Regions from separate parts of the Homo sapiens genome. Here region 2 is linked to region 1. A link is a loop called in an ENCODE intact Hi-C map of the cell type or tissue named here. Cell type or tissue: natural killer cell. All regions are shown on one strand. Each heading gives the region's core, and the rest is flanking DNA. Links, peaks and the distances in the headings are about the cores only. Region 1 overlaps ATP11C (ATPase phospholipid transporting 11C (ATP11C blood group)). Region 2 overlaps ATP11C (ATPase phospholipid transporting 11C (ATP11C blood group)).

Region 1 (4,410 bases), core at 345-4,344:
GTCTACCCTTCCTAGCTACCCCTTCCCTCTCCTACTTCTTTTCAGCTTATCTGCCCCCACCAGCTAGGTCTCCTTTTGCCATCATCTTCCTGGCTGCCATTGCCTGAGGACTTGGGGCTTGGGCCTCCTAGATATTACCATTACTTCATTCCTTGCCCATTCCCCAGTACTGAGATATCTGCAGCCCTACACCTACTAGCTACTTAGCCTGATCACACCTCCAGCCTGTACGCCAGTTTAGAGGCCTTAGGGCAGAGCTCAGCTTTCTCACCCTTGTTCTTTGAAAAACCTGGGTTCTGTTTAGTTCCCCTCTTCTCTGGATCCCTGGCCCAAGCTAGATCCTTTCATAGGTATCATTGTGTACTAGTTATCAGATACTATAGCGTATTGCCTGGTGCAATTCGTAACCGTCGTGAAATCTTTTGTGTTGTATCTTTTCAGCTTGCCTTGGATACCCGATTCTGGACGTGGATAAATCACTTTGTGATTTGGGGTTCTTTAGCCTTCTATGTATTTTTCTCATTCTTCTGGGGAGGAATTATTTGGTAAGCAATTGTACATGTGTGAGCAATATGTAAATAGCAAAGTAGATACATGTGTATGTACACTATATATGTAAGCATTCATTATACTTTAAAAATTTTAATTATATAAGATGACACGTCTTTAATATTAATGGCCTGAAGGTTATTTGTTAGCTGGTAGTGCTACTAATTTCAGGTAAGATTTTAAATACACATATATAGACTGCACAAGTCACTCAGAAGACCTCCCTTTGGTAGCTTCTGTCTGTTTGAAGGTGTTGTAAACATCTCTCTAGTGAAACTATAGTTTTCAGCACAACCTCTCGTGATTTTCAGAGGAAATACTCATCCTGTGAAGTTTCTACCTGATATATTGACCAACAGATACATTATTGTCCATTTGGACCCTTATTTTCTCTTGATAGTATATAACCATGATTCATGTTACTACAGGTGTGCTCAGGGTATAGGATATATACAACTTAATAATTCAGAGGGTTGTATTTTGAAATTGTCATCTTACTGTTTTGGTGGAGGAGGGAAGATGTAGAAAGGCAGACTCTGCAGCTTGTCTTTAAAGTTCATTTAGTTCATCTTGGTTCAGTAGATAGATGTTTGTTCAGAATCAGTTTTGTGCTTGAGACTCTATGGGTTAGAGAGATGACTAGACTGTACTCAAGGAGAATAGAGTCCAGTGAGGGACACATAAGCTGTGATTGGGAGAGTTATATATTTGCATCTCCTTTCTTTACTCCCAAAAACATATATTTTATTTTTAAATGTCAGAGTTGTTTTTTTTAGTGAATGGCTTCCCCTGACAAGGATGCCAGCAGCAGAGAGCATGGCTAGAGCAAGCCATAGTGTAAGATTTCAGGAGTACATATTTTCATTGCTTTGAGCAAAATCTTACATACAAAATGATTCTATTTTATCACAGAGATGTGAGGCTTATGTTTATGTCCCTTGAGTCTTAATTAGAAGAAACTCTATTTTGAAAAGCTTTTTAAAAATAAAAACCTTAAGAAATAAAAATATGAGAAACCTAATCATTTAAGGAAGTACCAGCTTTAAAAAGTATAATTACAGCATATATTTGGTACCTCTATAGGTAATTGAGAGCAATGAAGCTGGAAGAAGTCTCTATTTTCTTTAATAATATAACAAATAATTCAAAGTTGATTAAGAACATACCATATACAATTGTATGTCTGCCCAGAGTACCATAATTCTATGAATCTATGTAATCAGCATCTGAACTAATTATGCAAAATTTCTACAAAAATAAAATGTTTCCAGCGAACTCATTTCCAACCCTTTCTACAGACTATTCCTTATTGATGAAAATAAATCCAGTAAATGATTATGGTATTGTCACACCTGTTTATTCATTAGTGCTACTAAAAATGAAATGTTAATCTATTTTTTATTTTATTGCCTGAAGTATTATCATTAAGTAGAGTTGAGCCACTGCATGAATATAAACTTATAAAGCAACCAGTAAAATGTGACTAGAAACAATGTGAAACTTCAGCTGAATGTGGTCACAACTGATGTCTCTAGACATGTTTTACCCTGAGGCATTGAGTCACACCCGTCTTTGGGGTTGGGTAGTGAGAATGATGACTTCCGAGCCCCAAACCACATCCAGAAATAATAGTGTTTATTTTTTACTGCCCTACTACAAAACTCCATAGATGACATGGAGGTTAAAAAAAAAAAACAAAAAACAACTGGATGCATTAGTCAGAAGGTATGATGCCAAGGAACACTCTGTGACTAGCTGCCATTTGTCATCTGGGCCCCTGTTATGGCTCAGTTAACTGCCTAGAACATTATTCAAGGTGTTCTTCAGAATTTGAGTGAGGTAGAGTTCTGCAGAAGTCTTTTCCATGTGGCAGACTTTTCCCAGAAAGCCTGTGTAGCCTAGGCCTCATAAATTTTTCTACCTTCCTGTTCTCACTTTTATTCCACAATCTAATTTTCATAAAAGTAGAGCCACAAACTCAGTTTTATCATGTTACATAAGGGTGCATAGACATTAATTTTTAAATGAGAAACCAAATTATCTTCAGGAAGCATGATGTGTCATCTAATAAACAGGAGCCATGGTTATCTACCTGGAGCTCTTTAATCCTAGGGCAGTCTGATGTGCATCCTGTCTTTAAGCAACCACTTCTTCCCCCTCACCTTCAAAGAACAATAGCTTCACCTACTGAGGCTCTCTGTGGTTCAGCTCAGACAGAAGGGAAGGGAAACAGGCTGTGCTTCTCAATGGCCACTTTACAATGAAGTGGATGACTCAGAATGAAATCTAACTCCAGAATGGGGGTTCCTGCTGGATTTCTGGATTCTAAGGCTTAATGTCCAATTAGCAATATTCTACTCTGTGTCAACCTATTTGGCACATACTGTTAATATATATTTGTGGATGACAATGGTAGATTCCTTCCATTTGAGAGAGATGATAAGCTTCTACTGTCCTTTTTATATTTACATAGTGTTTTTATTGGGAGAGAGTTATAAAAATGTCTTTTGAATTTCTGAATACAGAACACAAATCCATCCCCATCTTAATAAAACAGCTGAGGAAATAAAATGCTTGTTAGGATAAAAATGAACCATTTCTCTTGAATATCTTTTAAGCACCAGCATTTTCTAATGCACATAAATAGTCGCCAGTTGGCAGCTTTAGAATTGATTGCCTGATTGTCTTCAAGTCAAATGCATTTTATCTTTTTTCTCCTTTGATTATCATTCCTTTTTTTCCAAACATTTGGTAAATGAAATTTGTTTATTACTTTGGGATATTCTAGAGAAAATTATTTTTATTAATGTATGTAAGGAAGATTCTTTTTAAATACAAACGACATTTTAATTAAATGTCCATTTCATATGACAGGAATTGATTTGTTTTTCCATCATGTATTTTCTTTCCACTGCAGGCCTTTTCTCAAGCAACAGAGAATGTATTTTGTATTTGCCCAAATGCTGTCTTCTGTATCCACATGGTTGGCTATAATTCTTCTAATATTTATCAGCCTGTTCCCTGAGATTCTTCTGATAGTATTAAAGAATGTAAGAAGAAGAAGTGCCAGGGTAAGAACTAAGTTTATCTTACAACCTGATTTTTGGAAGGGGCCTCAATATCTGCCATGAGCTAAAAACCTGATTTAGAAAATTACATTAGTTACAGCATGTTAAACCCCTCCTTACAGGTTCATCACTTAATTTCCTCTTCTGCATAAAAAGTATAGTAAAAACTTCGTTATCCAATGCAGGTGGTAAGTAGATTCCTTAATAGTGTTCTATGTGACCTTCGGCAATCCATATGGAGTATCTCATATGCTCCATATGGAATTTTAAAAGGAAAAAATTATTTTATTTTGTATTTAGCCTAGAATTTTCACACCAGGAATTTCCACACCAACATTTTCGCTTTAAACTTAGAAATTTCCCTGTGGGCTGTTTGCAGATTTTTTTCAGTTGATAATACCAATTTGCCTCTTTCAAACCTTTCCCCTTCCTTTAATTATAGTGCTGCTTAATCTCTGCGTTGCTTCTAGCCCTGTCTGTCCAGCAGTATATTTGAACCAAAGAGAATTCCCTGGATGTGGTTTTGACATCCTTAGCCTCTGGAACACACTCGTAAAAATTCAAGATAGTTTTATGAGTGTGTTTTTATTTTTCCTATTAAATTGTAAATTTCCTGTGGGAATGAGAAGTTATTTTTTCTGCTGCCTCATTATGATATCTTTTAAACATTTTTTAAAAAGCCTTTAAAGCGAAATAGGGAGATGAGCATGGAAAATAAAACTTTTGGCAGATTTTGACCAACAGGCTAATTAAATATGTCATATTCCTGCCAACAGTAGCTGATTTTATTAAA
Region 2 (4,410 bases), core at 177-4,176, 56 kb before region 1:
CGAGCTTGAGGATTTCACATTGCTACCGTGCCCTCTACCCCAAACATTTAGGATTCAGGGAAATGGAGACAAGATACTCTTTCTATAAGGGTTGAGTAAGTAATGGTGTGTGTATGTGTGCATGTGTGTACCTCTCCTGTCACTTTACAGGAACCTTAATAAGGTGTGTTCAGCTAGTCAGCCATTGCACTTGGGGGAGCATTGGTGGTCAATAAACAGTTCATGGCCAGCTTTTCCATTTTGCCACTTGAAAGTAATGCTGCAGCTATGATAACTGAGGTTAATACACAAAGGCTTGTGCTGTAGTTACGCGTCGTACACAGAAAAAGCTTTAGATGACTCAGTAGTTTAATTCATATCTGACTGATGTCTTTGGTTTTAAAATCCATGCTATCTTATTTTTCAGATCTATTAATGCTTTCCTGATTGTATATTTATTTATCTTACTGACCAAAGCTGCAGTATGCACTACTCTAAAGTATGTTTGGCAAAGTACCCCATACAATGATGAACCTTGGTATAACCAAAAGACTCAGAAAGAGCGAGAGACCTTGAAGGTAATTTGTTTTCTGCTGAAAATTGAAACTATTTTTTGTGACTGAGCCAACCTTCACTGAAATGCTGCTCAGGGAAACGGCACCTTTTGTTAGCTTCTGAATTTTCTCTCGATTACATGGTGGCTCTAAGCCAATAAATATTTAAGAAGATTTATTGTAAAAGAAAGAAAAAGAAAAACAAAGTTTTTTTTGTAAAAAAAACTTTTATTTTCTTTATTGTAAAAGAAAGAAAAAGAAAAGAAAAAAAGAGTTTTTTTTCTTTTACTTTAGGCATCTATGCTTGTTTTTAGCTCTTTATATAAGAATTTAAGGTGAAACAATTTGGCAAGATGCTTTGACATTTTAATGTAATAGGAGTATGTGAAATGTCACGATAAAAGCATAATGAATGCCTTACATATGAACTTTGATCTCACATTCCTATCTTAGGGTGGAGTGAGCAAAGAGAACTTAAAGAAGTGAAAAAGTACTGACAGAAGTAGTATATACTGAAGAATAATGATAAAATTGAGAGTGTTCTTAAATGTTCTCACATACTGTGATAATTTTGACTACAGTGATGTAGTGTTATTAGGAAGTTCCATCTTTATAGCAAGAGCAGTGTTTTCAGCATTGAAATAAAGATGAAATTAATTCTTCCTTTATATTATATTGGTCTGATGAAATTGTATGTCTAATTAGCATGAACTATCTCTTTTATTTTAGGTTTTAAAAATGTTCACCGACTTCCTATCATTTATGGTTCTATTCAACTTTATCATTCCTGTCTCCATGTACGTCACAGTAGAAATGCAGAAATTCTTGGGCTCCTTCTTCATCTCATGGGATAAGGACTTTTATGATGAAGAAATTAATGAAGGAGCCCTGGTTAACACATCAGACCTTAATGAAGAACTTGGTCAGGTTAGAGCATTGTTTTACTTAAAATAATTTGTCAACGTAGTGAAAATATCTTTTTGTGTAGTCTGGATTACCAATATATGTGACCATGTCACATTTGGAAAAGTGATTCAGAGAAAATTCTTTAATGCAGGCATGTAATGAAGGTAAGCAGTGTTTTCATAGTTACAGCATCAGTTCTTTTGCTGGCATTTTTGAGAAGGATACAATTTATGTATTAAATTTGAACGTTACTGAAATTCTCCTTGGAACTGGGTGATGTTACATTATTAGCTATTGCTTTGGAACAGGAAACAGTCTTCATCACCATCTATAACCATTTGTGGATAGAATATGGGGTAGCAAATATGGCTCTTTTATAAGTGTATTTTGTTCCATAAGCAAAATTGACCAGAGTTGTCCTATTGACATTTTCTTGGTACATTTCTGATCAGGTAGAATATAGACCTAACAAGCAGAGTTATTTATTCCAGTACAAGAATTTCAATGAAGGGAAAACGTGAGGGCATGTACTCCTCAAAATGCATTCTTCTTTATATACCAATGTAACCCAGACTGTGACCCCATTCTAACCCAGGTGCATTTATTTTCCAGTGCAACACAGTCTGGCTGTAATTCTTCAAGTGATGATTTCTTAGGTGCTTTTCTTAATAGTATCGAGAAAGTTTTCCCCTTTTTTTTATTTTACTCTGTGTCATGTAATGATCTTTGTGAGCTGAAGGAATTTTTTGGCTTGCATTTTATTCTCATGACATTTAGAATGTCAAGACTGTGGAAATGTCATTTTTGTGACTGGGAGTTTCCAAATTCAGTTAATGAAACTGTGTGGCTGGAGCAGAGCCTCACACTTGTTTAAATGGGGCTGATTTGCATTCACACCTCAAAACTCTTACTTCCTGGCTTTAGGCCTCTCCGCAGTCCATGCTTTCTGTTTCTACTCTTGATATAGTCTTTGCCTAAATCAAAGTACCCACATGACAACTGCAGTTGAAAGGTAGAAAGGACTCTCCAGATACCATTTTGTTTAGACTTGACTTCAGGACACCAGTATCTGAAACCATGGAGTCTACATCCTGTGTAGATACCAAGGCACTAAGAATAGGGCTTTTCCTTTGGATATTGTTCCCACAAGGTTATTTTGTTGACAATGTGGGCTGCCGTACCTGACCATTGTCTTTTAGGCCAGAAGTTTTCATCCAGGGTTAGAGCTATCTGAGTAGAACTGCTCTAATCTCAATAAAAGGCATCAATTTGCAGAGTGCATGAGAAAAAATTTTGAGTATACAAGCCACCTTAAGTGAACCTTTCCCTGACAGTTAATTTAGTGGTTCATTCTAGATGCTGAGCAAATCTGCCTGTTCTGGATTTAGTGCCTGGCTGTATGTGTTAACCTACTCAAGGTTGAGCATGACTAGCTTGGGGCTAGCCTCAACTACTATTACAAATAGAATAGCCATCATTCCGAATATGACACTTAATGTTCACTAAAAACAGATAAGATGCCCGGGTCAGGTTCCATTTGATGAGACTCTTACCTCTTTCAGATCTTCATTTCAGCAGATTCCATATTACCTATGGGAATGCAGTCTTCTTATCATCTAGACTATGTTAATACTGCAGAAAGTAAAGTAGAGCTTTGGGTAATGATCTAGTAAATTTGATGAGTGAAAAGAAGCTGCAGTCTTCCTTTTAGTCACCACTCCTTTCTCCCACCAAACCTTGCATTTCTAGCTGTGGTTGTCATTTAGTCAAATCAAGTTAATAGCCAGACCATCACTTCAATTAATACAGTGTATAAGCAACTTGCCATTGTTATCAGTTTGCATGTATAGAAACGACCTAAATGAAAGTGCAAAGAAGTCTTGAAATGGTTTCTTAGGCCATTTAGTATTCAGTAAACCAGTACACACAAAATTAAGTGTAACCTGTTTTTTCTTTGTTGAGTCAAATTTAAGATCTGTGTAACTTTTTATGTTACTAAAGGCAATGTCATTTAATTCCTGTTCATACCATTGCAAGCATTTGCTTAACCTCTTTTAATGTGACCCACACTGGGATTAAGAATAGAAAGATATGTTTAGAACAGTGCTTGACATGAGAAACAAAAGGAAGTAGACTGCTCAGCTCAGTTGGAAAATAATGCAGTCTTTTATGATTAGACATCAATCTTTTAGACAACCAAATGATTGTAATCCATATTGAAAAACCCGTGGGGCTACTCTTCTTTGTGTCGCCTTCCCATCTTGCGGCTCTGCCTAATGGTGGAACTTTATAGTGTGAGTATATATTCTGATTCCAATAATTTAAGCCAGTAGCTGTTATTCACCTTTTACTGTCTGGGATGTGTGTGTGTGCTAGGTATTATTATGAAGTAAACAAGAAACCCTCAAGTTTTTAAAAATATCACTGGGGAGACACACACATCAGACCTAACTATAGCAATGTGATCATAATCAATCAGAAAAGATGTGGGGCAGTGCAAAGAGTCTGGTGTTCTTTGATTTTGGTGAAGTCAACATCAGTGACAGTCACCATGTATATAGCACCTTTTAGGTTATAGATCATTATTATTGAGCTTTATTTTTTAATCTTTACATTCTTGTGCAGCAGGTATCGTTAAGGTTAATATTTGAAGTTCATAGAGATAAAGAGATTTTCCTAAGGTCACAAAGTTAGTAGGTGGTGGAGCCAAGATGGAGTCCAAGTGTTCCATTAAGTTGAACCATTGGTAATTTTTGATCTACAAAATAGATCATTTCACATGTTCAACATATACTTCAGAGCCTTTTCTACCCTACAGCAGTTGTCTCACTAAGAGATAGGAAAAGAAAATCTTTTTTCTTTTTTTAGAAATTATATTCAATGAAATACTAATTAACCCATAAAAGTTATTATGTAAATCTATATTCTTGACATGGAAATACATATGTATATGTGTGTGAGAAAAATAGAT

The links. Peaks named below come from ENCODE experiments on the same cell type or tissue, not always from the same donor. Only the 100,000 strongest peaks of a DNase experiment are listed, where the experiment ranks them.
Region 2: a loop joins it to region 1, with 2.2 times the contacts of the local background. A loop is called at or near these places in 4 of 110 quality-filtered maps.

Annotation. Positions count from the first base shown.
Region 1 is chrX:139,737,126-139,741,535 of GRCh38, reverse strand. ATP11C (ATPase phospholipid transporting 11C (ATP11C blood group)) reads left to right here. Exons shown (of 30, transcript NM_001353812.2): 27 at 442-545; 28 at 3,467-3,620. Among named protein-coding and RNA genes, the nearest start is that of MCF2, 31 kb to the right of the region's middle. RefSeq lists a silencer at 2,632-2,926. In natural killer cell, for the core only: no CTCF peak of the experiment used is centred there; a DNase peak (open chromatin) is centred at 2,125; H3K27ac peaks cover 790 bases.
Region 2 is chrX:139,793,323-139,797,732 of GRCh38, reverse strand. ATP11C (ATPase phospholipid transporting 11C (ATP11C blood group)) reads left to right here. Exons shown (of 30, transcript NM_001353812.2): 11 at 407-557; 12 at 1,263-1,460. Among named protein-coding and RNA genes, the nearest start is that of MCF2, 87 kb to the right of the region's middle. In natural killer cell, for the core only: no CTCF peak of the experiment used is centred there; a DNase peak (open chromatin) is centred at 2,332; H3K27ac peaks cover 1,233 bases.